2 separate regions of the Homo sapiens genome follow, and region 1 is linked to region 2. Evidence: read pairs that join two places in POLR2A ChIA-PET (ENCODE). Cell type or tissue: PC-3. All regions are shown on one strand. Each heading gives the region's core, and the rest is flanking DNA. Links, peaks and the distances in the headings are about the cores only.

Region 1 (15,815 bases), core at 2,933-10,932, 49 kb after region 2:
TTGGTAGGAATCCTAGATTTTGGCACTCTGATATTTTCAGAGAAATAACACTAATAAAGCTCCTAACATCTCATCATGCTTATTTGAGAAGAAACTCTACTTAAGCCTAAGAGATCATTCCAGATTGAGTCTACCTATTTCAGTTACTATGTAGATGTTACAATTCAGTAGGTGGCGGTGCTGTTTTTTGAAAAGATTAAGTAGGGGTCCTGTTTGTGTAGGATAAGTTGATATTCTTATTGACATAAACAAATGATTCATTTGATCATCTTTTTTATTGCCCAAAGAAAACTTGCAAATGTTTTTCAAAGGATAATAGCTGACATCCATGGTATCATGAATGTTATCAGGAGTATGACTTTTAAGCGAAAGACAAACAGGAAGAAATTCTGAGAACTAGAAATAGTTCTTGTTCTCTAGATACATTAGGCAGATTAAGTGAAGCAACTGCAAGACTACTACTTCTGCCTCCCTCAGTGAATATCAGCACCTCCAGGAGAATGTTATCAGAGCTCAACAAACACAGCAATTCACAAAAATGTAACCCAGGCCCATACATAGCAAACACTTATGTGTGAAAGACAGTCTTTAGACAGCACAATGTCATAAATGTCCGAAGACTCTGTTTTAACTGCTCCTGACACACATCACAGACAAACACTGACCAAATACAGATTTACGAAATTACATAATATCAAAATGACACAGGCCCTACATGATCTATGGGGAGGAAGAGGAAGAAAGGCACTGAGGGGGTGCAATACAGATGCATATACAAAGAGATATAAGGCAATCAACGCATGCGCTGGTGTGAACACTTACCTACCTACATTTGAATTTCAATGGTTCCAAGTTCTTCAGGTCACACTCATGGAAACTCCAAAGAATGGAGATCTGGAGAGAAGATCTCAAGTTGAGGAACCTTTTCCCCCCTGAGTTTTAAGTTTAATGTTTAAAACATTGGTATAACTAGATTATAGGTCCAGAAAAGTATGCTGAGAATTCCAGTGATTCAACTGAAGTTACTAAAAATAAGTTTGTTAAGAAGATTATAACAGGTTTACCTTATTCCTAAGGCCTTATAGACAATGTTATAAGATTAAGCTTTTTGGTAAATAGAACTTAAGAATGAACTTGTAAAAACAAGACAAGACACAATTCAAAATACAGTCTGTACATTAGTACGTAGATATATTATTCACAGTATAATGATATGATATTGCCATTTACAGGCTTGCATTAAAAATCCCATCTACAGTCAAATGAGTTGAGCATAGTTGAAACAGTGAAAGAAGCAAATAAAACTCTTGATGAAAAGTTCTAATACAAATTGGCTAAAAATCATTTGGGCATAATAAAGACTGAAGAAAACTACCTTTGATTTAATGACATATCTGTATTTCCAAAAAAGGATATGAAAATTAAAAATTAGAAACGATACAACTGAAGTAGAGCTTCAAGTTCAAGCAAGTTTTAGCTCTATTATAACACTGCAAAGTAAACTGACTTAAATATGGCTACCAAGAGGATGATTAGTGGTTAAAAACTTTATATACTCAAATGTTTATAAAGTGGAGAACTTTATTCTAAGCCTAGTGTTGAGGATATAAAAACTAGATTACTTACATGTGTTTAAAATTCAATTATTTTAAAGCCTTCTTTATATCAAACATGCATGTGTTTTGCACCCAGATTGTCGCTTTAAGCCCCATTATACATTTCAATGATACATAGAAATTTCAAAAAAAAAAAAAGCCAACATTCATTAATATTGACAATATTGGAGGTTTAAAACAATACATTTATACATTTCTTCCTAGTCGCTAACAAATAAAAAACTAGAAAAGATAATTCTAAGGTTCTTTCTGGGTTCTGAAAATAAAAATTGTCTCTACATGGCAAAATTTCCCTTTTGTAAAAGTTTTAAATATAAATGGCAAAATTATATGTGTGAGATTGATGTAAAACAGAAGCAACAACAAAAAAATGCCAAAGCAAAAATCAACAGATAGTAAAAATATTTTATTATTCTTAAGAAACTTATTCATTTACTGTTCTCAATATAATGACAACTAGAGTGATTATGCCTTAATCTAGTAGATAATTTTTCCCCATATTTACTACAGGTTAATTATTTGTTACAGATCAACTTTTGTTACAATGAATACTGCTACAAAAAAATTCTATAGATATGTTTATTCTGATTAAAGAAAACTCTACGCTTTCATCTCAGAAAAAAACTGGTCTTTTAAGTTAAATGTCTTTTTTTTTTTTAAAGAGGACTACTGCCAGCTGTTGCTTAAGCAGCATTTATTAAGAGAAACCAATTCAGTCTCTGCTTTCATACAGCACTGCTGAGATAAAGACCACATCTACAGTAAGTATAAATTTAAGCCTGAATTTTTGTACAGCAAGTTAAGCTAATGCCAAATTAATTTATATTCCAACGTGTATCTTACAAACATATGCTTAAAAACATAGAAATCCCTTCTTTTACAAAAGAATATATTAGCTTAAAAAAAACTTTTCTAGTTACCATGGGGCATTATTGTAATTTAGTTTTTACAGTTTAAAATTGCACAGAAGTTATTTGCAAGGCAAAAATTCTGTTAACAAGATACATCTGCATATTCAAAAGCATTTCACTTTCTAGTTTTTCAAGTAGGACTTAAAAATTTTTTAGTAAATAAAACAATATAGGCAGTACAGTATTAACTGGATTTTACTTATAGTTAAAAAAACAGGATTAATAATCTTCATAAAAGTTAATTTACACATGATGCTTTTCTGGGTTCAGCGCCTCTCTGAATGGACTTTGTAAATGGCCTAAATTAGACACGCAAATACAGATATCTGGCTAAAACCTATTATTTACCTCTGATTTTAGCCTCAGCTTTTGAAAGGCCAAACAGCTCAATGCTTACTTCAACATCATTTCTGGAACCTAAAAATTTGTGCATGATCAATGATTATGTGCCTCATATCATCATATTTCAACTAGTATAGGAACACTTACAGTAAAGACCTGGTCTTTCAGACTTGTTACTATCTGAATATTTATTTTTAAATATAGGTAAGCATTTCATGTAAAGAGAAAATTTGCCTATATGCTTTATATGTTGAAATTCTATCAGTTGAAATGTAAATGCATATTATTATATTAAAATGCACCAATAATTAATGGTGATATACATCTTGTAAGGATGAAATCAAAATCAGAAAACCAATTTTTCCACTTCAAATTTTCACAATGAGAAAAATCTTGAAAATAATATTTGATAACGGCTATGATTAATCTTCAATCCAGACATAAAGCAAATAAAAATGAGAAAACCATACTAAAGAATGAGCAACTCCAAACATATTTTGCCCTTTCACTGCCCTCAACTAAGTGGGCATCTATGTGGTATTATGATATTAAATGCATTATCATAATCGCAGTAGCAATCTAGAAGCTAACAATGCTGAGAAAGTATTATTCCTGTAATAATATAATGCCAAATTTTAAGTATTAGACTGCTAAAATTACTGACAAAAAGACTATAATAATTTTATTTTTCTAAGATAAAATTTCAGCTTCTTACATTCAGAAGTTCATTCTCTAATGGCCAAAGCTGAATATAAATGCCAATACTTGATCATGTGGAATTAGACCAAAATGTGTATCTGATACACCTCTACTGAAAATCAAGCTCTCAGCCTGTTCATTAAGTAACAGCATTATCATAGAAATAGTCTAGGAAGATTATCACTAAAAGCTAACCTGGTCTAATTGGTCAAATTTAATAGGTTGAATTAGCAAGAGGCACCAGACTAACTAACTGCTCTATTCTTTAGTGAAACAATTTGTTTAAAATAACACTTGTGGTAGAACTTTATGAAAGCAACCTTTTTCAGCAAACTGACTAGAAAGCTGTTGGACAAACAGCAAAAATTCAGGAATTTTTAAAAAAGAGAACAACAGTAAATAAAGAACAACAGTTAGTATAATAAAGAAAGAATAAAAAAGCCTAAGTACTTTTCAGCTGCCCAATAAGTCTTCAACACACTTCATTTAACTCACTGGAGTAAAAAGTGACAAACTGGGCTTCAAAAGATGTTAACTTAAATGTACATCTCCCATGTCTTCATAAATAGAGGAAAAATAAAATACATGTAAGGTAGTATGATGGAAAATTAGTTTCATTAAAAAAGACAGTATCAGAACAAGGATCTCTGAGAAAGAAGAAAAACTTTAAAAAAGATAATAAATTGCAAAGATACAATTTTACCTTTTACATATTGTTTTGTTCTTTTTCCTTAGAGTAAGGTAAAAATAATTTACTATTTAGGAAATATATAAATTATTAACTAGCTTGTAACCACAGTAAGTAAAGTTTAAAAATAGTTCTTCACTCATGTGAAGCAAATCATTTTTCTAAACATCTAACACATCTAGGAAATGCTCTTTTTCACCCGTAATAAAGTATTGTAATACTGAAACATAAGGATAAACATGCAGCTCAGGCCAACATGCTTTTTAGTTTTTAATTATGAACTAAGAAATTGTTGCTATTGACTGAAAGTAGCAGCTAAGATTAATTACACATTAAATAATCTTTAATATGGGGAGAAGTAGTATAGGCCTTTTTTAAACAAGTGAATTTAAACAATGAGCTTAATATTTAAACTCAGTTGTCATGCTTCAATAATATGCCACAGGTGTTACACTTCCTAAATTACATACATGGCCTCCCTTCAACCATAGCTTAATTATCATCAGCCCATGCGACAAATAAATATAAGAATTATCATGTAGGTATCTCAGAGAGATTTCAGGAACTACAAAAAAAGAGAAATTAGTTTTTCAATAATGAGGAGTAATTAAAATATTAGAAAAATCGGCTGTATTTGTAGAAATCATATATACACATATCATACATGTATATATAAAATATAGGTCAGATGAAGAAGCCTAGACTGCATATGTTAATAATTTTAGAAGATACTTTTTCCTTTCCTGATGGCATCTTTCAATTGCCTCTACTTTTCTCTCTTATGGCATAGCTTACGTAAAATAGTAACTTTAGTGTTTAATGCTTATCATTTACCACTTTCTTTAAGAGTTATAATAGAATTTTCCCTCTATTTGTGTCTCTAGCACAACAATACTAGGAGAAAAAGTTAAACCCTCAATTACACCTTCCATGAGATATTTATTGATTAATTACATCTACTTACAACAATGGTGACTACCAATAGATTTGTCAACAAGGTGGTGTTCTGGTCTTTAGTGCTTTGCTTTAGATCACTGGTTTGTTTCTATTCAAACGTGCAATTAATTCAAGTGTACAAATGCAGACTCAACACGCTTGTGGATCACCTATGGGAAATTTTTAATTACAGATCTGGTACTTGTTACTACCAGTGTGTTTTCAATGCCCCTTACTGCTGCCACCATGTATCATACGTAGATAAGGAACATCAACTAACATAGTGGGAAAGAGTTTGTAATGGTTCTAACTTATTTAATGAAGCAAATGCATTCCAATAACATGTTTCTCTTCCAAGTATTGAATTTGCTAATGAAAATTTTAGACGATAATAAGTATCCAGAAAAAGTCAATCAATGAAAATTTTCCAAACTCCTATGTGCTAAAACAGTGTTATATTTGAAAACAGCTGGATGACTGAACAAAATTTTCAGTCATCACTGCAATGTTTTGGCATTGGGTAACCAAAGCTAGGAAACAGATAACAAACTAATGAGATTAAAATACCTACAATTAAAGGTTTGAGTTCCTTGGATTATAGAATAACTAAAGTTGTAACAAAATGAAGAAAAAAAAATAGCAAGTTCAACACATTCCCTCAAACTGAATGTCAAAGTGTCAACAAGCTTTTCTACAGCCATAATTGTCAAATATTCAGGCTATTTTCATGAGCCACAGAATCAAAGAGTGCTTTTTCACCATGTGAAAAACATGTATATTTTTTCCAAAATGGATAAATTTAAAACAATTTTTACTAAAGTTTTGTGTTATTTAAATATTATTTTATTTATGCATTATTGATACAACTTCTTTGGCTAAGCAATTATAACTTTTGCTATTCAGATTATTCTACACTTACCTGAGTATTAACTGCTTCACCAATAGGGAAACAAAAGTATATATCCAGCTCATAGCTTAGAGGTATAGAGTCTTGAGCTAGTTTAAAACTTTTGAAACTGATAAATTATGAATTATATACAGCTTTAGCAAATGGTACAAAAATGACTTTACTGAATATTTTCATAACATATATGACTTGCATGTGTTTAGGAAACTTGTTTTATTCCTTATTTAATGGGTTTAAAAAGTGGATATGCTCTGAGTTTTACTGTATGAACAGGAAGCTTCTGAATCAAGACATTCTAAGTTTCAATTTTGAGACTAATAAATAATTTGAAAATATTCTCTTCAGGGAAACTATGTTGGTGGATTTTTGTGACCACTCTCAGTACTTTTTTTTTATAAGCATACTTTAAACATTTTATACATACAGCTAAAGAACAATAACTTCCTAACTACAGATACGGCTTAAGTTATTGGGTCCAAGGCAGTTAACTTTTCTACTACAGCAGGAAAAAGCTATTTGTCACTCAATATTTTACTTATAAATTAGCAGAGTCTTGTATACTGATGTTCTACATAGTAAATACATATAAAAAGAAACTTCACTTATTAGTGCTAATAGAAAGTGCCTCCTGAGTTTCAAAAAGCTGTTATTTTTTGTTTCAGGGACTTATCTAGGTACACATGATCAATACCAAACAATCTGAGTCAGTAAAGATGATGTAATATTTAAGTCTTCAAACATAAATTTTAAGGAAAAGAGAAAGCAAATAATGGACAAAACAATAAAGACGCTTTAATAATTATGCCAAACATACATAAAAGGATATAATTTCAGTGAACATTAGAAGAAAAAGAATCACTTCACAAATTAAGACACTCGTGACAGACAAAATGTAAAAAGGAAGTAGAGGAAAGATGATGATAGTTACAAGTTTCGCATTTGTTTCTTAAAAATACTCAAGATTATGTCTTTTTTATTCGATAAGTTTTAAAAGCTGCAAACTGCAGCTTTTGAAATAAAGGAAGAAAAAGACCATTTGTCTAATAATATTCAGAGAAAAGTTAATATAGCTTTCTAAAGTCTCTAAGTTATTTCTTGGGAATGCCTGAGCTCTAGAAAAAAGCCTACTCTTCAAAAAATATATATATTATACAGTTAGACTGTGCACTCCACATGCTGTTAATTATAATCTTCTTTCTCAGAACACTTCTCTACACACTGGGATACCCTATAATATTATGGGACTCAATCACTGCTTTGGATTGGAAATAGTGATGCTTTTGAAGACCAGCCATCTGATATATTAATACCTCTATACAGATTTTTTTTTAACAGCTTCCTCAAAGAACTAACAGCTAGGTTAGATGCATAACAAGACTAATTCTACTACTTCCAAAACTGGAATAACTTCTTAAAATTTCTTTCATTTATATTTCTAAAACTTTTTCCCATTTAGTGTTCTTCCTACTTCCTCAAATGTCCAAGCCCAAATGCAGTTAAAAGCAAAGAAAACAATATGAAAATCTGACCAATGATTTCTTAATGCAATTCAGACACCTATGTATTGTGGTTAAATTTCAATTATTTAGGAAATATGTATTTATTTTGTGGATTTCTCAGGCTCTGTCCTTTCTGTTTCTCATATTTATATTTAGGGCATTTGTTCTTCAAAATTGATTCCACCAGAAGGAAGGAAAAACAGATGTAACTTATCCTATGAAGACTACCATTTATTATTAGCTCAAGTTTAATATGTAAGCCATTTGATCAATAAAAACTCTATTATCTTAATTCAAAGGCTTAAAACTGGTAGCCCTTGGACAGGATGAGGCCTGAAGATACTTTCTGTTTAGCTTCTATAGTATTAAAAATATGTAATCCAACATTTAAAACTCAGATGTCACATAACAAACTAGACATTTCAGCTTTCTCCCCCACCTCCCATCCCCAAAATATAAAGATTGGGCAGTATTTGGCCAAACCGTCATACAGAAACAACTGGCTAGAGAAGAGTAGTGGTTTTCCCCTTTCAATAGGACAAGGGCTCTTCAACTTACCACAGTCCCCACCATTCACTGTTGTCACTAACAACAAGGGCCAAATATCAGTAGCCATTTATTGCCAAGGTTTATCTTTTTTTTTTTTTTTGAATTATTGAGAATATTTCTTTGGACCCACAACTATAAAATGTGAAAAAAAATAAAAAGTATGCCAAAAGGGCCACGTGTTTCTACAACACACGAAAGTAAAGAATAATACTGCATGTCTAATATGCAAATAAAATGTCTCTGCCAAAATATCACAACTTAAAATGCCATTATGAAACAAACCACAGAAAGACCTTATTTGTGTTACATACCAGGAACATACCAAAATTTGAATGTCTGATCCACACAGTGATTCACATAAGATGATAAAGAAACAAATGGATATTTTGTGACACAAACGTATTGTGAAGCCTTAATATCACAGATTTATATGCATTTAATTAACCATATAGGCTATCTGAAAATTATTGATACATCACTTGTTTCTAGGGTCTAAAAATGTTTTACAGAGAAAAGAAACTGCTGTTTACAATAATTAAATTTCTAAAATGAGATCTCTACAGTTGCTCTGAACTTGTTTCTAAAGCCAGATTTTATTAGAGTTTTAAAAAATTATTCGAAGTAAACCTAGCATCTAGATAAAATAATTTTACTTCTGCAAACAGTGTTCATATTTTAAAGCTACTCCTGGTATATATATAACGAAGATAAAACTATTTTAATATTGTTTATTTTTAAAATGTTCACAGTAAGAATGCTTAAATCATACTATAGGGCTGTGGAGTTTTTGTTTTTGATACTGATCAAAACTGGCAGCCCTTCAAAAATTAGTCCCATTTAGTAAATTAACCATTTTACATTTTTGAAACATTGAAATTTAATGTTGGCTAATTATTAATTTTATATGCCACTTACGAATTCTTTGTTCATCATTTTTCAAATATTTTTGTTTTGCACTATAGTAAAGATAATTTTTAATTTTTCCCCCAGAGATAAAGCAAGTTTTCAGTTTTGTTTACCATTCTCATTGCTATAGTTCATCAGCATGCCACAAAAGACAGTCAAGAGCTTCTCATTGGCGGGATCTGTTATACTGCACAGTGACCTTAAATGGTCAATTACAATCTGTGCACCACCTGCTTGGTCAACTGCACTTCTGCCCTCATCTGTAAAACAAAGAGTTAAATTAAAAATAAAAGAAAAAAGAAATGTACCTTACAATTTCAAATACAAAACATAACAGTGTTATTCTTTATTTTGTGAATAAATAGAAAATAAACCTAGGCAGGACATTAAATATGTCTTTTCAGAAAAAAACAAAAGAAATAAACATGGAAATGGGGGTGGGATGGGGAAAAGAGACAATCACTTTTTAAGCAAACCAAGATTATTCTCATTGGCATCATATAGGAGCTTACAGAACTTCCCTGTGTCCTAGAAGTTTACAATATGAAAACTTTCACTCCCTCTTTCACAAATGACAATGCTGTGTAAGAGAAAAAAACAGAAACTAAGTGATATTCTATTGATATAAGTTTTTGTCCCTCAGGTTGAAAAAATCACTAAATATAACTTTTTGTCATTGGTTTTCAAAATCAGCTATTATCGAAGAAAACCATATGGGAACGTTATTATGTCTTTGATAATAGCTCTTATTAAAGAAAACCATATGGTGTAACTCTAAATCATAATAGGTAATTCCTGAATATTGGTACTATGGTCTTTGTTAATGGCATTTCCTATAGTCCAGAAGCATGTTCCCTTTTTTCATTCTTGATTTGTTTCTTTTTTCCTTATTCCCTCTCTTCTAGGGCACACCAATATAATTCAACATTACAAAAAGTGGTCAAGTGATGGTCAAACATAACTTCCATTATGTGTCCATCTACATTGCATAAAACAGATGTTACTTAACTGTCAGAACATACAAACAGCTTTAGACTACTTTCTAACTTTTGAACATAAGAATGAAAATAAATTAAAAGAAGAATACGTGTCATTCTAAATCTGACACCTTAGATAAAATATAACCACCCTCTAGAAGAGGTCCAAGAGAAATGTGTGAGCCATAAATGTGAACCACATGTGTAATTTAAATTTACTAATAGACACATTAAAAAACAGGTGAAAATTAATTTTAGTAATATTTTATTCAATTCAATATATATCACTCTGATATGCAAATCAATAAATTAACAAAATATTTTGTATTATCATCTTCACAATATATCTTCAAAATCCAAGTGTTTTATACCCTTACAGTTACATCTCAACTCAGACTAGCCACATTTAAATTGCTCAGTAGCTAAATTTGGCTAGTAGCTACCACACTGTACTATTCAGCTACAGAAATATAGCACAAAGATCAGCAAAATAAATGACTCACAAAGGAATTACAGCTACGAAGTTAGTTACAATTTGAAAGATTTTCATTTTCCAAATATAAGAACTGAAACTAAGGTCACATCTTTATTACTGTTGCTGAATCATATTAGATGATACAACTTAAAATATGTAATTTCTTATGGTATACACACACACACACACACACACAATTATATAGTAAGACCTCAGAAATACTATGTTCATAATTTTGAAAATTTTTGAGGAAATCCACACTAAAATGAAACAAAACAGTTTTATCCACTTAGTTTTACTGTATTGTTATAAAGATGGAAAACAGGACTGTATGCTAATCAGCTCATCAGATCACAGAAAATTCTTATACTGCCAGAGTAACTAGCTAGATGAACCAGCCAAGAACAATTGGTCAAATCTCATTTAGAAATCTAATTTCCAAATTTTTGTTTTCCATAACATAGATGTAAATTATCTAAATTACTGGGCAATTTCTATGTGGATGATGTCTCAGAAAACTGAACATTAGGATTACAAATCTAAATGTTCAGACCTTCAATAATATGAAGGTATAGTACATCCCATCCTAAATTGCAAAGCTCGAATAGTATTTGATTCTAATTCCTGAGTAAACTGGGCTTTTGAAATATAAATCATGTATGCTTAGGACTTACTTAGAAGAAGACATCTTAGAGAATAGCTAAACTAAGCCTTGTATTCATATATTAGGAATTTCATATACTAGGAAACTAGGGCTTAGAAACTATGTGGCACCTATTTGCAATGAACTGTGAATGAAAGCTGGCTTCTTATCCACACTAAGCTAGTAAATGTTCAAAAATTCCATAATTCAATAAATTAAAATACAAACTTATTCAACAAATTTGATGCAATAAAAACACAATACAATTAAAAGCAAATTACCTATTTGTGTTTCAGAGCCACAGTGCTTTTCTTCTCCTCCTCTCCTTCCACCCCCCTCCTCTGAATTGTCTATAACACAGCTTTTTGCTCATGTGTTATTGAGAATTGTTTGCAAGGCATAAACACAATCTGTATACTAGAAATTACATTATTACCAAATATGAGAAGAAAAGCAAAGCATGTATTACAATAATAGTGATCTGGGTTCAAAAAATATTAACCACCACTATAGGAATGATTGATTATACAGCTTTTTTCTTTCTTTGGACAAGTCAGCCTGAGAAACACAGTAAAAGCATTTTTTTAAAAATATTTAATAGAATTTAAGGATTCAAAGGAATAAATGATAATAATGTGTTCCTTTAGCAAAACCAGTGACATAAGTCATCTTTAGAAGTATCTTACAACTGACTTATTTTTCCAGTAGTATTTAGAAAACAAATCATTTTAAATACAACAGCTATCATTGCACAAGTCCATATAAATTGGTTTTCCATAGTTAACTCTATACCTTCATGTTACATTATCATAATGAGTATTATTGTTCACTTAAAAATAATTCTCAAAAGGTTCCCTATCCTAAACTTGTGTATCCCTAAGTGTAAGCTCATCTTTCACTCTTCTCATAAGTAACAGCTAACCTATGAAGCATCCTGAGCTGTCACTTCTAAAAATATAATTTACATCTCAATTTTCCTCATTTAATTATGAAGCATCCAACCACTGGAAAAAGTGCAGCCCACTCTTTAAAGTCCTATTAAATCCTTTAATGATGATCTTTCACACAAAGCAGTTTCCAGCACAAGTATGATCATTCTTCACATTAGCTAAGAGCAGGGCTTTAAATCTAAAGAGTTACTGCACTTCCATTACCCTTCTGTAATCAAAAGCAAGCAGCAATAAAATTTGTGTCATGGTTATCATGTCTCACAAATGAGAAAAAAAAAATGTTATCAAGTTAAACACTATTATCAGGTACAAGTTATACACTAAGGGTGAGGAAAAGACCTAAAATACAGCCACTGAATCTAACTATTGTGGCATGTCGTACAGTGCATCCTAACTTTGGATTTTACTACGTTTCCTCCTTGTGTATGGCAAATGCCTAGTATATAGTAGGTACTCAAGAATTTTTTAATGAATGGGGCCTTTTGACAGATATTGATAAATTACTATTCACCTTGAGGATGGATGATTGTGAGAGTGACACACACACATACGTTGGACTTTGTACATTTCATATTAAAATGTGATTTTTAAAAACTGTCACTTGCATCTTTAAATTTATCTGAATTGAAAAGGAAGCAAGTATCAAAAATCTTTCTAATATGTTAGTGTATTCTTAGCCTGGCTTTTAATATTCTGTGGTTTAGTATCTTTTTCTATAGGAGATAATGTTACTGATATGAGTAATGTTTTTGAGACATAAATGTCATTTCTACTTATCATGGGTTAAATTGTGTGCCCTCCTTCAATCTATGTTTAAGTTCTAATCCCTAGCACTTCAGAATGTGACCTTATTTGGACACAGGGTCATTGTAGATATAATTAGTTAAGGTGAGGTCCTACTGGAGTAGGGCAGATTTTTAATCCAATATGACTTGTATCCTTATAAGAGGAGGGGGATGCACAGAGGAGAATGCCATGTGAAGACAGAGGCAGGGATTAGAATTATGCTACCATAAGCCAAAGAACACCTGGGACCACCAGAAGCTACAAAGAGGCAAAAATGTCCTCCTCCCCTACAGGTTTCAGAGAGAGGCATGCCCTGGTGAGCACCTTGATTTCAGACTTAAAAATCTCTGGAACTGTGAAACAATAAACTTCTCTTATTTTAAGCCAACTAGTTTGTGGTACTTTGTTACAGCAGCCCTAGGAAACTAACACACCACTCCATATAATAGAATATAATACAACACTGTGAAATATTTAAGTTTCTTTTTTGTGTGTGTGAGTATTGTTTAGAAATGGGATTTTGCTCTACAGGCTAACTGTAATAGGAATGTTCCTTGTTAACAACAATTTACCACTGGGAGAGGAGCAAGAGCACAGAAAAAGCCCACAGCTGTGCGGGAACGGGTCCAAGCCTGAAGTCAAAGCAAGAACACTAAGGAAAGTCCTCCAGCACCCATACTCTAAGCATAAAGTAAGAACGGCCGACTACTAAAGGAATTTGAAGAACATACTGCACTCAAGTAAGGTGAGCAACAACAAAACATGAACCTAGTTCGACTCCTGACTAGACTGGCTTGACCTCTACCCTATGCGAACACCCTAAATTAAAAGGAAGTGCGCTCAATTCCAGAGATTAAATACTGTTAATCTGTTTTCCTACAATAATATCCAGCTGCAATAAAAAGTTGAGATGCATTTTAAGAAAAAAATTACTCACTGTCAAAAGATGAAACCAACAAAACTCACAGGTGATCCAGATGTTAAAACTATCATACAGGGACTTTAACGATAATGACTACGTTACAGGATCTAGTGGAAAAACTGAATAATATCCATGAATAGATGTGAAATTTTGGAGAAAATGGAGACTGTAAGAAAGAGTTAAATGGAAATGCTAGAAAGGAGCAACACAAAGAATTATTTCAACAGGCTGAATAGCAGACTCAACAAACCAAGAAAAGACTCAGCGAACTCATAGATCAATAGAAATTACACAAACTAAAACATGAACAAACTAAACAAGTGGGAGTGGGATAACCCAGAGCACCCAAGAGCTGAAGGAAAGAAAATAGCAAATGGTCTAACCTAAGTGTACAGTAGTCAGTAGTCCCCCTTCATCCATGGTTTTACTTTCTGCAGTTTGTTACCCATGGTCAATGGTAGCATGAAAATAATAAAAAAAATTCCAGAAATAAAAAAAATAAAGTTTTAAATTGCACGCTGTTCTGAGTAACATAAAATTTTACACCATCCCATTCAAATCATGAACTCCCTCTTTGCCCGGTGTATTCATGCTAGATACACTACCTGCCCATTAGTCACTTAAGTAACTGTCAGATCAGCTGTCACGGTATCGCAGTGCTTGTGTTCAAGTAATGCTTATTTTACTTAATGGCCTCAAAGTGTAAGAGCAGTGATGCTGACATATGGCTATAACTGTTCTATTAGTTATTGTATTAATCTCTTACCATGCCTAATTCATGGTTTAACTTTATTACAGGTGTGAAAATATATTTAAAAAGACATGATATATACAGGTTTGGTACTACCTTTGGTTTCAAGTGTCCACTGAGGGTCTCAGAATGTATCCCTTGTGGATAAGGGGGCACTACTGTACCTGGAATCTCAGAGAATGAAGTGCTAGAGAACAGGGTAGAAAAATATTTTAAGAGTTAATGACTGAAAAATTTTCCAAAAATGAAAGCCATCATGCTACAAATCTATTAAAGCTTAGAGAACCCCAAGCAAAGGAAAACAATTAAACATACCTAGACCTATCATACCCAAGCTGTTGAAAAACAAACAAGAGGGAGGGAGGGAGAGAGAGGGAGAGGGAGGGAGGGAGAGAGAGGGAAAGAGAGAGAATCTCTTAAAGGCAGCCGGAAGGGGGAAAAAAACAGAAAAAATAAGAAATAAAGCAGACTTCTCATCAAAAACTATGCAAGCTAGAAGACAATGAAGTAACATCTTTAAAGTCCAACCTAGAATTCTACACCCAGTGAAAATATCTTCCAGTAAGTAAGGTTAAGTAAAATTGTTTCAAGCAAATAAAAGAGATAATTCATTGCAATAAACCTGTTATGCAAAAAATGTTAGTAAAAGTTTTTCAGTTAGAGGTATACTAGACAAAAATTTGGATCTACCCAAAGAATGTAGTGCACTGAAAATGATAAAAGTATGTTAAGACAGTTTTTCTCCTATTTTTAAAAGATAATTGACTGTCTAAAGTAAAAACAGGCCAGGTACAGTGGCTCACGCCTATAATCTCAGCACTTTGGGAGGCCAAGGCAGGAAGGTCTCTTGTGGCCAGGAGGTTGAGATCAGCCTGGGCAACACAGTGAGAACCTGTCTCTACTCAAAAGGAAAAAAAGAAATTAGCCAGGCATTGTGGCATGCACTTGTAGTCCTAGCTACTCAGGAGGCTGCGGTAAGAGAATCACCTGAGCCTAGGAGTTCAAGGTTACAGTGAGCCATGATTGCACTACTACACACCAGCCTGGGCAACACAGCAAGACCGTGTCTCAAATTTTTAAGTAAAAATAACATCAATATATTTGGGATTTCTAACATATGTAAAAATGAAATAGAAAACAGAAGCATAAAAGATTTAAGGGAGGAAGTGGAACTGTACAGTAAGGTGATTGATTAAATTAATGTGACATAATATTTGAAGATAAACTGTGATAAGCTAAGAATAAATATTGCAAGCCA
Region 2 (15,815 bases), core at 4,212-12,211:
CACACTTAAGCCATATCAGTCATCCATTAAATGTAAATGGTCTAAATACACAAAAGGGACTGGTAGAGTAGATTAGAAAATGACAACTTTGTGCTGTATACAGGAAACTCACTTCAAATACAGCAGATTGAAACTAAAAGAGTGAGAAAAGATCATGTGAATGTTATTCAAAAGAAAGTAGGATGGCTTCTTGTAGTGGCACATGAAAGAAAATAAAATAGTAATAATAAAAAAACAAGCAGAAGTAGCTATGTTAAAGTCAGATAAAGTTGACGAGAGCAAAGAAAAATACCAGAGAGAGGTACACTATATAATGATAAAAGGGTCAATCCCTTAAGAAAGCACAGCAATCCTAAAGGTGTAGGTACCTAACAACAGAGCTGAAAATTATGTTAAGCAAAAATTGACAGAACTGAAAGGAGAAATAGGTAAATCTACAGTGGGAGACTTCAACACCCTTCCTCTCGACAATTGACAGAACAATTAACTGCAAAACCAGCAAGAATAAAGGAAACTTGACACTAGTACCAACAGAATCAAATTCACATTTATACAACAGTACCCAATAACTGCATAATACACACTCTTTTCAGGTGTCCATAGAACATATACCAAGATATGCCAATGTCCATAGAAGATATACCAATGATTTGTTGAAAAAAAAAATTTTTTTTTTTTTTTTGAGACAGAGTCTTGTTCTGTTGCCTAGTCTGGAAGTACAGTGGCACAATCTCTCAGCTACAACCTCTGCCTTCCAGGTTCAAGCGATTGTCTTGCCTCAGCCTTCTGAGTAGCTGGGACTACAGGCGTGTGCCACCACTCCCGGCTAATTTTTGTGTTTTTAGTAGAGACAGGGTTTCACCATGTTCGCCAGGCTGGTCTCGAACTCCTGGCCTCAAGTGATCCACCACCTCAGCCTCCCAAAGTGCTGGGAGTACAGGCATGAGCCACCGTGCCTGGCCTCCTAAACAAATTCCTTAGTTAATATTATGGCATACAAAATCAGAACCTGTGCCTGCTATAAAATAACATTTTAGGGTTCATGAGACTTACTGATTTTGCAATACTGAATGTTGTCTAGATTTGCTATATGATACTTTCTATTGTAGTGAGAATCTTTTGGGAATGTCTTCAGTGAAAAGTAATTCTATCTATTATACAGTTGGATGGCTAGAAAATACCAATGTAGTGTATATTTCAAGACAGCTAGAAGAGAAGATTTTCAATGTCATCACCATGAAGAAATGAGTGTTTACAGTAATAGGGGAAAAAAGTTATCTTATAACCTCCATAAACTAATTTCTAACGGCTTTAAAACCCAAAACCATCATTTACTATTACTCTATATTTAATATTTAATGTGAACCATATGTTTATGGACATCAAATGATAGAAGAATACTTACCAGATCCCATAAGAGCACATATCAGGACCATGGAATTATATTTGATTTCAGGAGCACTTCTCTCATCTGCTAGCAGTCTATGTAAAATCTGTACAAGTTTAGCACTTTCTAGATCTTTCTCAGCAGTGCCTACAAATAAAACAAAGTATATCTACTGCGTACGAACCCAGTATCCTCAGGATAAACACTGCTTCATTTTGAAGAAATTGACCATACGAAACCTTCTAAATGGAACTGATAAATAATAATGACCTAGAAAAATAATATTAAATTCAGACCATGTGAAAAGAGTAAATAGAATTAGATTTTAGTAGACACTTCAGGTGTTTAAGCTTACTATTTAATACTAACACATTTCTTTTAATATGAGACAATTAAACTTTTTATTATGGAAAATGTTAAACATATGCAAAATCAGAAAAGATGGTATAATAATATACCTTATGCACTTATCACCTTAAAGAATTATGGCCGATCTCTCTCATTCACCTGCTGTCATCCATCTCAAATTATTTTGGAGCAAATCCTATAAATCACATAATTCCCTCCACAAATAAAAGATAAGGACTCAGTGGAATTTCAATCAAAATCCTAGCAAGATTTTCTGTAGAAAATATACAAGCTTATACTAAAACTTACATGGAAAGCCACAGGCCCTAAAATAGCTAAAACCATCTTGATAAAGAAGAATAAAGTGTGAGGAATTCCTCCATCCAGTATTAAGGCTTACTCTATAGCTACAGTAATCAAGATAGCATATTACTGGTGGCAACATAGGCACTTATGTCAAAGGCACTGAATGGAAGACCCAGAAATAGACTCACACATATATGCTCAACTGACTTTTGACAATGGTACAAAATCAGTGCAGTGGAGGAAAGACAGCTTTTCAACGAAAGGTGCTAGTACAATTAGACATCCATGGGACAAAGAAAATGAACCCTAACCTAAACCTCGTACCTTATACCGATATATATATATATATATATTTTTTTTTTGAGACAGCGTCTGGCTCTGTCGCCCAGGCTGGAGTGCAGTGGCGCGATCTCGGCTCACTGCAAGCTCCGCCTCCTGGGTTCACGCCATTCTCCTGCCTCAGCCTCTCAAGTAGCTGGGACTACAGGAGCCCGCCACCGCTCCCGGCTAATTTTTTGTATTTTTAGTAGAGACGGGGTTTCACTGTGTTAGCCAGGATGGTCTCGATCTCCTGACCTCATGATCCACCCGCCTCGGCCTCCCAAAGTGCTGGGATTACAGGCGTGACTTATACCGATATTAACTCAAAATGGATTACAGACTTAAATGTAAAATATAGAACTACAAAATTTTTAGAATATATAAAGAACTCTCAAAACTCAACAGTCAAAAAAAAAATGGTTAAAAGACAAAAATCAGCATTTCACCAAAGAATATACAGTTGACCCTTGAACAACGTAAGTTTGAACTGTGTGGGTCCAATTATACCTGGATTTTCTTCTCTTCTGCCATCCCTGAGAGAGCAAGCCTAAGCCCCTTCTGTTCTTCCCCTTCCTCAGCCTACTCAGTGTGAAGACAAGGATTCAAGACCTTCTTGATAATCCACTTCTACTTAATAAATAGTAAATATATTTTCTCTTCCCTACAATTTTCTTAACATTTTCTTTTCTCTGGCTTTATTATAAGAATATAGTATATAATTCATATACAAAATATATGTTCACTGACTGTTATTGGTAAGGCTTCCAGTCACCAACAGACCATTCAAGGAGACAGATATCCTATACACCTTGACTTGATCATTACACACTATGCACATAAAAAAATACTCACATGAGTGTTTCCTCTTCCTGGAACTGGGGTTGGAGGGTCCATTCGCCCCAGTGTGAGAATTATGGATCTAAGTTGTCAGTGGGAATTAAGAGGCTATCAGTTAACAGTATTTACCCAAATGGCTTTGAATTGGATAGGACATCCCTACTAAGTGTAAAGTCCTCCTTTGTGTTAAGCAGCCTTAGGCCTTAACCACAGGCCACGTGACTCTATTACACCATCCCTGGCTGACTGTCTTGGGTTGGCTCCAAAGCCATCCAGCTTATGCTATTCATAAACTAGATGTCTACGGATTAGCTTCTCGTGATGAATTCTGCCCAACAGAAATGCTATATTAGGGCCGGGCATGGTGGATCACGCCTGTAATCCCAGCGCTTTGGGAGGGCTGAGGTGGGTGGATCACTTGAGGTCAGGAGTTCAAGACCAGCCTGACCAACATGGTGAAACCCTGTCTCTACAAAACATACAAAAATTAGTCAGGCACAGTGGCATGCACCTGTAATCCCAGCTACTCAGGAGGCTGAGGCACGAGAATTGCTTGAACCCAGGACGCGGACGTTGCAGTGAGCTGAGATTGCGCCACTGCACTCTAGCCTCCTGGGTGACAAAGCAAGACTGTTTCAAAAAAAAAAAAAAAAAAGCTATGTTAAACTGAAACTAATGAAATTATTTAGCCTATTTAGCCTCTGCTTTGGGGGAGTTCTGAATGCAAAACACACAGAAGGGTAACACAGAAGACAAGACATTAGAGTAAGGCAATAGAAGTCACGGTGATGGAGAAGGAGAACAGCAAGAAAGAATCGGTAGTAGAGAGAACCAGCAGAGATGGAAGAGAAAGTATGGGTCACTGGGAGAGTAGCAGACTCTTCATATGCTGTCATATTCTAAATATTGTTTGGTTTCTCTGTGAAGCCTGCTGAAAACGTTTTCTCTATTCTCTAAGTGGCTGTAACTTGAGACATTATTTAAAAGTTAAACTTACCTTAATGCATTGCCCTAAAAATGTTACCAAAAACACAGCCAAAGGGGACAGCTGTAACAATCTATATAGAATGATTTTCCATAGATTCAGAGAACGGTACAGACACTAGCAAAATGCTTCCAGTCAAGGTTCTGTCTGACTTCAACTCCACTTCTATACTTCCTTTCATCCAAGATAAAAATAGAAGAAAATAAGTTTGTCACTGGGGTACTTACCCAATTCTAAAGCTGCTATTAATGCCAAAGCAACAAGAGCTTCATTCTGCATTATTACATGTTCACTAGTTGCCATGGTAACTAGATGCTTGATGCCACCACTCTGCACAATGGTTTTAATTACATCCTACAATAAATAATATCAGAGAATTATAGACTTTAATTTTAAACATAAGGAACATGCATTAAAATCAGTCAACTCATTGTTGAGTGGTTTTGCGACAGTGTCCTGTATGAATCATTTGATTTAATCATAGTTTTTTTCTCCACAGAAGAAAAGGAAAAAGCTTTTAGCTTTAAATACATTCATCAAAAGATGACAACTTAAATTGCCTAAGTAGAAAAGACCACTGCAGTTCATATTAAAAAACAGAAGGCTTAGAAGCTACCAAAGCCAAAGAAGTAAAAATGTCACTGCCTTAAATGTTGACCTACCTTAGGATTGACAAACAAGAATAAAACTTGGAATTTAAAAAAGTTCTCAGCTGGGCACGGTGGCTCAGGACGTTAATCCCAGTGCTCTGACAGGCCAAAACAGGAGGATCGCTTGAGACCAGCCTGGCAACATAGCGAGACCCCATCTCTACAAAAAATAAAAAAATTAGCCAGTCATGGTGGCACACATCTGCAGTCCCAGCTACTCAGGGTGCTGAGGTGGGAGACTGCTTGAGCCAGGGAGCTCAAGGCTGCAGTGAACTATGATCACACCACTGCACTCCAGCCTGGGTGACAGAGTGAGAACCTGCCTCTTAAAAAAAAAAAAGTTGCTTTTAAATTTTCATGATAGTGCCAGGTAGTTGTTCTGCAGATGTTCCAGGTAAAGCTTTTATGAAAAAATTTTAAGTACTTTTTACCCCTTGATTTAATCTTACAAATATGAAAACTGAATTACATGCAAAAAGACTGAGCAGAACTTAAAATTCTCCATCTGCCCTCATTTCTCATGGTGCTTAGAGCTCTGTCTTCTCTCCATGACAGAGGAGACATCAAGCTCTGGATTCAATAAATCCCACTGACTGAGCAAATTACTGAACCTCTCTTACCTCAGTACTATCTCCATGTCACTGGAATGATGTAAGTATATATCTCATAGGTTTTTGTTATTACAAAGTTATTACACAGAAAACATATAAGACCATCTGGCAAAAGTTAGATGAAAAAAAAAATGTTCACCTTTATTTCTAGTACCCTTTTTGGTCTTCATTCCACCAAGGGTTCCGTTGTCTTAGAACTCTTGAACTAAATCTGATTTAGTAGGAGGTCTCAATAATATTTTAAAAATAATTTTCTCTATTTTCAATATTTTTAATAATTTGAAGGTCTGGACATTTTAAAAAGCCTGAGTCAGCTTCAAAATTAATTGTAGTTGGAAATATTTTCCAAATTTGCTAAAATATTTTTAAAGGGTTTGCTTTATGCTTCCATTTCATAAAAATTTTTTGAGAAAACTATTTTTAGAAAGTATCTTTGCTTTGAGCCCAAACTTGTTTAGTGATCAAACTTGCTAAATAGAGTCCAAGAACTAAGTTTTTATGGTAGCTGTGTTCTGGCATCTAATACATTTTTCCCCATCAATCTGTTTTAGAAAGCTTTTTCTAACCTCCCCAATTTACTGTTTACTCAGCAACAGTTTATTTGAAACAGACACAGAATTCTTAGTAAAAAATTTTATAAAAATCACAAAAGAGCTTGAGTAAAGAAGACCATAAGAGATGAACAGATACATATGCAATCATTTAGGGAAGATGTTTGAACTGTCATTTTGTCCTCTATGTTTCTAATCACACTTAAAAGACCAGTGTAGTAGAAGGAAGAGTAGGGAATGAACTAAGGAAATGTGTACATCAGAAATGAACAGTGTCCTCTCTTTGGCCAGGTATACTTTCATCTCACTTTTCCGGAACAGATACCTGAGTCCTTTTTAAAATTTCTGCCCTCTGGGGAACATCACACACTGGGGCCTGTCGTGGGATGGGGGGAGCGGGGAGGGATAGCATTAGGAGAAATACCTAATGTAAATGATGAGTTAATGGGTGCAGCACACCAACACGGCACATGTATACCTATGTAACAAATCTGCACGTTGTGCACATGTACCCTAGAACTTAAAGTATAATTAAAAAAAAAAATTCCTGCCCTCTCACCAACTACTTCAACAAATGTTTATTGAATAGCTATTCTATGAAATCATTTTGCCTTATAGAATATGGGATTAAAAAATAGATAAAACATCGTATTCGTCACATGTGACAGAATAATATTGATGGCAACCCTTTATGGAGCAATAACTATAAGCTGGACATTGTACTGAGTAGCTTATAGATATTAGCAAATTTTTATCCTGCAGAAAATCTCATTAGCTAGATATCATCTCCTGTTCATATAGATGAAGGAACTGAAGCTCAGATGAAGTCATTTGCCCAAGTTCAGACAATAAATAAGTGGTAAAGCCAAGGCTAAAACCTAGGCAGTTTGGCTGATTAGTGGGTCTTTGTTCTTAAAAATTCTGGAGATGCTTTATGCAGTCTGAAACATGTTTTATTTCATAGTTCTATTCTTATAGAAAGCTAAATTTTGGTATATATAAAACCAAGGCAAATTATCCATGCTAACAATTTCATCTATTTAGCATTTAGTCAATTTGCCCTTGATTAGTGAAATCAACCCAGGTTAAGACTGTTGAAAACTGTATCATGTTGATCACAACGGAATATTTTCAGATAGGCTTTGATTTGAGGTAATTTTATAAGATTGCCGGTTGGTATAGCCATTGAGTTGGTGAGCCACTTAACAAAAATTTTCTTTTTCAAGATTGTATCATCAAAGCCTTTTCAGTACGGGATTTAAATAAATGTTTGTTGGATGAATGAGCAAATGACTAAATACATTTGTTTAAACAAGTTTTTAGCCTGGTAACTGATAAAGAATTCTCTACTCTTAAAGGTTAAAGAAAAGTGCTGGCTTTGATAGCAGGGAGTTTTTATATTCCTGGTATAAAGGCAACCTATATTTCTCTTTACATTTTTGATGTCTATAATTGGAAGATTCAGCTAGTTGGTCAGCAGTCCTAGACTAGGGCACTCTTTCAAAGAAAGGTGTGACTTTACCTAAGAGCATCAGCACAGGAATACACTGCAAAGTGCTGAGATGACTAAGCAGCATGAAACCTTGTGAGTCAGTGCAAACTTTTGAAGGGTTGAACTCCAAGACGGAATTCAGGGTGAGGTATGATCTTCAAAGTTTAAGAACAACACAAGGAGAGAGCTGTGATTCACACAGCTGGCTAAGGATCTACAGGAATGTAATACATTTGAACCTGGTGTTTAATTATTTTAAAAACTTATTCTAGAACAGCATTTTTCCAAAGTACGTCCAGTGTAATAACAGATGCCACCTGCAGAAAGGATCCATGGTCAAACAGTTTGGCAATCAGTGGATTCAAATAAAATTAAAGAGGTTTCTTTAGTATTAATGTGTGCTGTGAATCTCAAAGGCAAAGAAAAAAATAATTACTATTTGCATAACTAATCTACCTATGCAACTCTTTCTTTGTAGAAGATTTCTTGGGATTATAATTTGATGAAACAAACTTGAACTGCTGCTCAAAAGCAGTCATGTCTACTGTAACACTGGTTAAGTTAGAAAATAACAGCTCTGACATAGAACTCATGCAATTAACACACTTTATAGTTCTGCTCATTAAAGTGTGAGAATCAAGGCTCCTTGGCTGCTTAGCAGCAGTATACTCTCAATTGTAGGAAAGATATGTAAAGGTATTGAATTGTAATCCTAAAGTTGTAATATGTAACTATAAAGTTACAATCCTATATAATTTCAAGTTGTTTTCTGCTACACACACCCCCATCCACCTTTTCCTAAAAGGGTACCATGCCACAGTTCTCATCATTCAAAGAACCTGCGTGGTGATGGGTATTTGAACTCTTCTTTTCGGGGATGGGCGAGAAGTGGGAGGTTAGATGAGGGAAAGGGGGATCTATGAACAAAATTCACAGAAAAGCCTCAAAATCTTTAAATTTATTAAATATTATAGCATTTAAGTAGTTCTGGCTCCTAAATTCAGATGTTTCTAAGAAGCTGGGATGTATCTTCCTGTGGACATATTTTTGTGTCCATGAATGGTTTGGTTATGTAATTCTGTTAGTTGATACTGAAGATACTAGATTAATCAAGGTTTCCACGAGCCTTACTACTACATGTAACAGGAATTTATCTGAGAGTTCCAAATTCAGATGCCAGGATCATGTCTGTAAATTAGTTAATACAATTATGGTTTGCCAAAACTCTAAACCAAGCGTGTCCAACCTGCAGCCCAGGATGATTTTGAACGTGGCCCAACACAAATTCGTAGCTTTCTTAAAACATTATGAAATTCTTTTGTGATTAAAAAAAATTATTTCCATAGGTTACTGGGGAACAGGTGGTGTTTGGTTACATAAGTAAGTTCTTTAGTGGTGATTTGTGAGATTTTGGTGGACCCATCACCCGAGCAGTATACACTGCACCATATTTGTAGTCTTTTATCCCTCACCCCCTTCCCACCCTTTACCCCTAAGTCCCCAAAGTCTGTTGTGTCATTCTTATGTCTTTGCATCCTGATAGCTTAGCTCCTACTTATAAGTAAGAACATATGATGTTTGGGTTTCCACCCCTGAGTCAGAATAATAGTCTCCAATCTCATCCAGGTTGCTGCGAATGCCATTAATTCATTCCTTTTTATGGCTGAGTAGCATTCCATCATATATATATATACACATCATAGTTTCTTTTCTTTTTTTTTTTTTTTTTGAGACACGTCTTGCACTGTTACCCAGGCTGGAGTGCAGTGGTGCCATCTCGGCTCACTGCAAGCTCCACCTCCCGGGTTCACGCCATCCTCCTGCCTAAGCCTCCAGCGTAGCTGGGACTACAGGCGCCCGCCACCATGCCTGGCTAATTTTTTGTATTTTTAGTAGAGACGAGGTTTCACCATGTTAGCCAGGATGGTCTTGATCTCCTGACTTGGTGATCTGCCTGCCTCGTCCTCCCATAGTGTTGGGATTACAGGCGTGAGCCACCATGCCTGGCCCCATAGTTTCTTTATTCACTCGTTAACTGATGGGCATTGGGTTGGTTCCACATTTTTCCAATTGTGAATTGTGCTGCTATAAACATGTGTGCAAGTATATTTTTTGTATAATGACTTCTTTTCTACTGGGCAGATACCCAGTAGTGGGATTGCTGGATCAAATGGTAAATCTACTTTTAGTTCTTCAAGGAATCTCCACACTGTTTTCCATAGTGGTTGTATTAGTTTACATTCCCACCAGCAGTGTAGAAGTATTCCCTATTCACTGCATCCATGCCAACATCTATTATTTTTTTATTTGATTATGGACATTCTTGCATGGGTAAGGTGTTATGGCATTGTGGTTTTGATGTGCATTTCCCTGATCATTAGTGATGCTGAGCATTTTTTCATAAGTTGGCCATTTGTATATCTTCATTACTGTCTATTCATGTGCTTAGCCTATTTTCTGATGGGATTATTAGTTTTTTTCTTGCTAGTTTGTTTGAGTTTATTGTAGATTCTGGATATTAGTCCTCTGTCAGATGTATAGATTGTGAAGATTTTCTTCCACTCTGTGGGTTGTCTGTTTACTCTGCCGACTGTTCCTTTTGCCATGCAAAAGCTCTTTAGTTTAATTAAGTCCCAGCTATTTACCTTTGTTTTTATTGCATTTGCTTTGGGTTCTTGATCATGAAATCCTTGCCTAAGCCAACATCTAGAAGGGGCTTTTTCTGATATTATCTTCTAGAATTTTTAGTTTCAGGTCTTAGATTTAAGTCCTTGATCCATCTCAAGTTGATTTTTTTTTTGTATTAAGTTGGAAATGAGGCAACAGTTTTATTCTTCCATGCCAATAATCACAGCACCATTTGTTGAATATGGTGCCCTTTCCCCATTTTGTTTTTGTTTGCTTTGTCAAAGATCAGTTGGCTGTAAGTATTTGGGGTTATTACTCGGTTCTCTATTCTGTTCAATTGGTCTGTGTGCCTATTTTTGTACCACTACCATGTTGTTTTGATGACTGTGGCCTTATAGTATACTTTGAAATCAGGTAATGTGATGCCTCCAGATTTGTTTTGTTTAGTCTTGCCTTGGCTATGCAGGCTCTTTCTTGGTTCCATATGAATTTTAGAATTGTTTTTTCTAGTTCTGTGAAGAATGATGGTGGTATTTTAATGGGACCTACATCGAATTTGTAGATTGCTTTTGGCAGTATGGTCATTTTCACAATATTGATTCTACCCATCGGTGAGCATTGGATGTGTTTTCATTTGTGTCATCTATGATTTTCTTTAGCAGTGTTTTGTAGTTTTCCTTGTAAAACTACATCTCCATGGTTAGGAATATTCCTAAGTATTTTATTTTATTTTATTTTTTGCAGCTATTGTAAAAGGGTTGAGTTCTTGATTGGATTCTCAGCTTAGTTGCTCTTGGTGATAGGAGAGCTAATTTGTGTACATTAATTTTGTATCTGGAAACTTTGCTGAATTCTTTTATCAGTTCTAGGAGCTTTTTGGAGGAGTCTTTAGGGTTTTCTAGGTATACAGTCATATCATCAGCAAATAGCAACAGTTTAACTTCCTCTTTACCGATGTGGATGACCTTTATTTCTTTCTCTTGTCTGATTGCTCTGGCTAGGACTTCCAGTCCTGTTGAACAGAAGTGGTGAGAGTGGGCATCCTTATCTTGTTCCAGTTCTCAGAGGGAATGCTTTCAACTTTTTCCCATTCAGTATTATGTTGGATATGAGTTTCTCATAGACGGCTTTTATTATATTGAGGTATGTCACTGGTATGTTAATTTTGCTGAGTTTTAATTATAAAGAGATGCTGGACTTTGTGGAATGCTTTTTCTGCATCTATTGAGATGATCATGTGATTTTTGTTTTAATTCTGTTTATGTGGTGTGTCACATTTATTGACTTGGGTATGTTAAACCATCCCTGCATCCCTGGTATGAAACCCATTTGATCATGGTGAGTTATCTTCTTGATATGTTGTTGGATTTGGTTAGCTAGTATTTTGTTAAGGATTTTTGTATCTATGTTCATCAGGGATTTTGGTCTGTAGTTTTCTTTTTTTGTTATGTCCTTTCCTGGTTTTGGTATTAGGGTGATATTGGCTTCACAGAATGATTTGGGGAGGATTCCCTCTTTCTCTATCTTTTGGAATAGTGTCAATAGGATTGGTACCAATTATTCTTTGAATGTCTGGTGGAATTCAGCTGTGAATCTGTCTGGTCCTGGACTTTTTTTTGTTGGTAATTTTTAAATTACCATTTCAATCTGGTTGCTTGTTATTGGTCTGTTCAGGGTATCTAAATAATTCTTCCTGATTTAAGCTAGCAAGGTTGTATTTTTCCAGGAATTTATCCATCTCCTCTAGGTTTTCTAGTTTTTGCATGTAAAGGTGTTCATAGTAGCTGTGAATGACCTTTTGTATTTCTGTGGTGTCAGTTGTAGTATTTCCCATTTCTTTTCTAAGTGAGCTTATTTGAATTTTCTCTCTTCTTTTCTTGGTTATGGTCTATCAATCTTATTCATCTTCTCAAATAATCAGCTTTTTGTTTCATTTATCTTTTGTATTGTCTTTTTTGTTTCAATTTCATTTAGTTCTGCTCTGATCTTGGTTATTTCCTTTCTTCTGCTGGGTATGGGTTTGGTTTGTTCTTGTTTCTCTAGTTCCTTGAAATGTGACCTTAGATTGTCTCTTTGTGCTCTTTCAGACTTTTTGAAATGCCTATTTCAGGCTATAAACTTTCCTCTTAGCAACGCCTTTGTTGTATCCCAGAGGTATTGATAGGTTGTATCATTTATTGTTCAGTTCAAAGAATTTTTAAATTCCCATCTTGATTTTGTTATTGACCCAGTGATCATTCAGGAGCAGGTTATTTAATTTCCATGTATTTGCATGGCTTTGAAGGTTCCTTTTGGAGTTGATTTCCAGTTTTATTCCACTGTGGTTTGAGAGAGTACTTGCCATAATTTCAATTTTCTTAAAATTTATTGAGGCTTGTTTTGTGGTCTATTATATGGTCTATCTTGGAGAAAAGTTCCATTTGCTAATGAATAGAATGTATATTTTGCAGTTTTGGGTAGAATGTTCTGTAAATATCTGTTAAGTCCATTTGTTCTAGGGTATAGTTTAAATCCATTGTTTCTTTGTTGACTTTCTGTCTTGATAACCTCTTTAATGCTGTCAGTGGAGTATTGAAGTCTCCCACTATTGTGTTACTGTCTATCTTGTTTCTTAGGTCTATTGGCAATTGTTTTATAAATTTGGAAGCTCCAGTGTTTGGTGCATATATATTCAGGATTGTGATATTTTCCTGTTGGACAAGGCCTTTTATCATTATATAATGTCCCTCTGTCTTTTTGAACTGCTGTTTCTTTAAAGTTTGTTTTGCCTGATACAAGATAGCTATTCCTGCTGACTTTTGGTATCCATTTACATAGAATGTCTTTTTCCACCCCTCTACCTTAAGTGAGTCCTTATGTGTTGGGTAAGTCTCTTAAAGGCAGCAGATAGTTAATGAATTCTTATCTATTCTGCAATTCTGTATCTTTTAGTGGAACATTTAGGCCATTTACATTCAATCTTAGTATTGAGATGTGAGGTACTATTCCATTCATCATGCTATCTGTTGCCTGTATACCCCCCACTTTTTTTTTAATTGTATTTTTGTTTTGTAGGTCCTGTGAGATTTATTCTTTAAAGAGGTTCTGTTTTGATGTGTTTCCAGGATTTAAGATTTAGGGCTCCTTTTGGCAGCTCTTGTAGTGCTGGCTTGGTAGTGGTGAATTCTCTCAGTATTTGTTTGTCTGAAACACACTGTATCTTTCCTTCATTTATGAAGCTTAGTTTCACTGGATACAGAATTCTTGGCTGATAATTGCTTTCTTTAAGGAGACTGAAGATAGGGCCCCAATCCTTTCTAGCTTGTAGGGGTTCTGCTGAGAAATCCACTGTTAAGTTGATAGGTTTTCCTTTATAGGTTACCTCGTGCTTTTGCTTCACAGCTCTGAAGATTCTTTCCTTTGTCTTAACTTTAGATAACCTGATGACAATATGCCTAGGCAATGATCTTTTTGCAATGAATTTCCCAGGTATTCTTTGAGCTTCTTGTATTTGGACGTCTAGGTCTCTAGCAAGACTGGAGAAGTCTTCCTTGATTATTCTCCCAAATATGTTTTCCAAAAGTTTTCTTTGTTTTTTTTTTTTTTTTGGAGACAGAGTCTTGGGAGTCTTGCTCTGTCACCCAGGATGGAGTGCAGTGGCACGATCTTGGCTCACTGCAACCTCCGCTTCCCAGGTTCAAGCAATTCTCCTGCCTCAGCCTCCCCAGTAGCTGGGATTACAGGCGCACGCCACCATGCCTGGCTAATTTTTGCATTTTTAGTAGAGATGGGGTTTCACCATGTTGGCCAGGCTGGTCTGGAACTCCTGACCACAATGATCCACCTACCTTGGCCTCCCAAAGTACTGGGATTACAGGCGTGAGCCACCGCACTCAGCTGGTTTTCTAAACTTTTAGATTTCTCTTCTTCTTCAAATGCCACAGGTGTTTGAGTTTTTTTTGTGATTTTTGTTTTTTTAAGCTCATCAGCTATTGTTAGTGTTAGTGCATTTTATGTGTGGCCCAAGACAATTCGTTTTCCAATATGGCCCAGGGAAATCCAAATGATTGTATACCCCTGCAAACCAATGGTGGAGATTCTCTTGGAGTAGAGCAAAAAGATTAAGGGTAATGACTCCAAAGAGCATGGGCGAGTGGGCAAGTTTAGGGAGTGTTAGCTGCACCTCTTCCTATAGTGTTTTATTTTGTTGAATGGCATGATAACCCAATCTGGTGGTAAACCCCAAACTTGGAATTAGCTCTAAAACTACCTCCTCCTTTAATTCTACTGTTGAATCTGTCAATTCTACCACCCATATTTTTCTCAGGTCTGTCTCTTCTTTTCCATCCTCGCTGCTTCTAGTTGAATAACCCATATGAAATTTGTTTCAAAAATGGCTGAATATCAGCAATTTCAAATTGCTCAACTCAAAACCTTAATTCAGTCCTTTATCAACTCTCATATATATTTTTGCAATAACTGTCCTTTCTACCCCCATTAAACCCTAGAGACATCTTTCTAAATGAAAACTAAATGGCTGGGTGTGGTGGCTCACGCTTGTAATCCCAACACTTTGGGAGGCCGAGGTAGGCGGATCACCTGAGGTCGGCAGTTTGAGACCAGCCTGACCAAAATGGAGAAACCCCGTCTCTACTAAAAATACAAAATTAGCCGGGCATGGTGGTGCACGCCTGTGATCCTAGCTACTCAGGAGGCTGAGGCAGGAGAATCACTTGATCCCGGGAGGCGGAGGTTACAGTGAGTGGAGATCGCACCATTGCATTCCAGCCCGGGCAACAAGAGCGAAACTCTGTCTCAAAAAAACCCCGAAAAAACAAAAAAACAAAAAATAAAGAAAACAAAAAAACCCTCAAATAATGGCAACTTGCTGCTTAAAACCCTTTAAGTGCTCCCGAATTCTCTACAGAATCAAGTCCATATATCTTAACTTGGTATATAATTCACTTAATTCCCAGTTTTCAACCTCTCTGGCTACTGTCTCTTTCTACACTCTGTGTTCTAGCAATACTGCTTTATTTGCAGTTTCTTTAAAAAATTATGCTGTTTTACATCTCTGTGCTTTTGTACATCCTGCTGTCTTTGCCTGAAAAGGCCCTTTCCTTCATTCTCTTTCCCTTTCCTCCTGAGATTCCTAGTTAACGCCTAAAATAGCACTCCTTCTATGGCACCATCCCAGATTACCCAGACAGTGTGTTAGTCTTTCTTTCCTCTGTTACACCCGAATAGCATACGTAGCTTTAAAGCTGTACTTAAGCTAGCTGTTTTTATTTCTGTCCCCTCAACGGATAGTTAATTCCTTTATAGAAACACTATTTTTTAGTATTTACACTGCAAGAACTCAAATATTAACTGTTAAATGAACAAATGGGCGTGAGAGAGCAGTTATGATGGAGAAGGGGTCAAAGGGGTACCAAGGAAGCCATTTTGCTATTCTCTCCTGACAACTTCCACCTTGCCAACATACTGCTTGGTCCTGTGTCAGGAAAAATGTATGAGCTTTTAGGGTGGTCTGGGTGAGACAGGTAATAGGAAGGTCCTAGTTAACAGCTGCTTTTCCCCAGGGAAAGTTCTCAAGATTTAGCATCTGATGGAGAAGAACACTCCTGAGGCTTACCAGCTGGGACAGCTATTATGGTGAAGCCAATTATTTATATGAAAGAGATTTATACAAGAACAGCTTTAGTTTTACGTTTTTTCTC

Evidence for each region. ChIA-PET counts read pairs that join two places held together with the same protein. Peaks named below come from ENCODE experiments on the same cell type or tissue, not always from the same donor. Only the 100,000 strongest peaks of a DNase experiment are listed, where the experiment ranks them.
Region 1: POLR2A ChIA-PET joins it to region 2 with 10 read pairs; 2 of 35 experiments call an interaction of 5 or more read pairs at or near these places.

What each region holds. Positions count from the first base shown.
Region 1 is chr4:98,372,515-98,388,329 of GRCh38, reverse strand. It overlaps RAP1GDS1 (Rap1 GTPase-GDP dissociation stimulator 1), which reads right to left. Exons shown (of 15, transcript NM_001100427.2): 5 at 9,167-9,313. Among named protein-coding and RNA genes, the nearest start is that of RAP1GDS1, 120 kb to the right of the region's middle. In PC-3, for the core only: no CTCF peak of the experiment used is centred there; no DNase peak of the experiment used is centred there.
Region 2 is chr4:98,422,659-98,438,473 of GRCh38, reverse strand. RAP1GDS1 (Rap1 GTPase-GDP dissociation stimulator 1) reads right to left here. Exons shown (of 15, transcript NM_001100427.2): 13 at 4,412-4,538; 14 at 1,406-1,534. Among named protein-coding and RNA genes, the nearest start is that of RAP1GDS1, 170 kb to the right of the region's middle. In PC-3, for the core only: no CTCF peak of the experiment used is centred there; DNase peaks (open chromatin) are centred at 7,253 and 7,603; H3K4me3 peaks cover 841 bases; H3K27ac peaks cover 2,886 bases.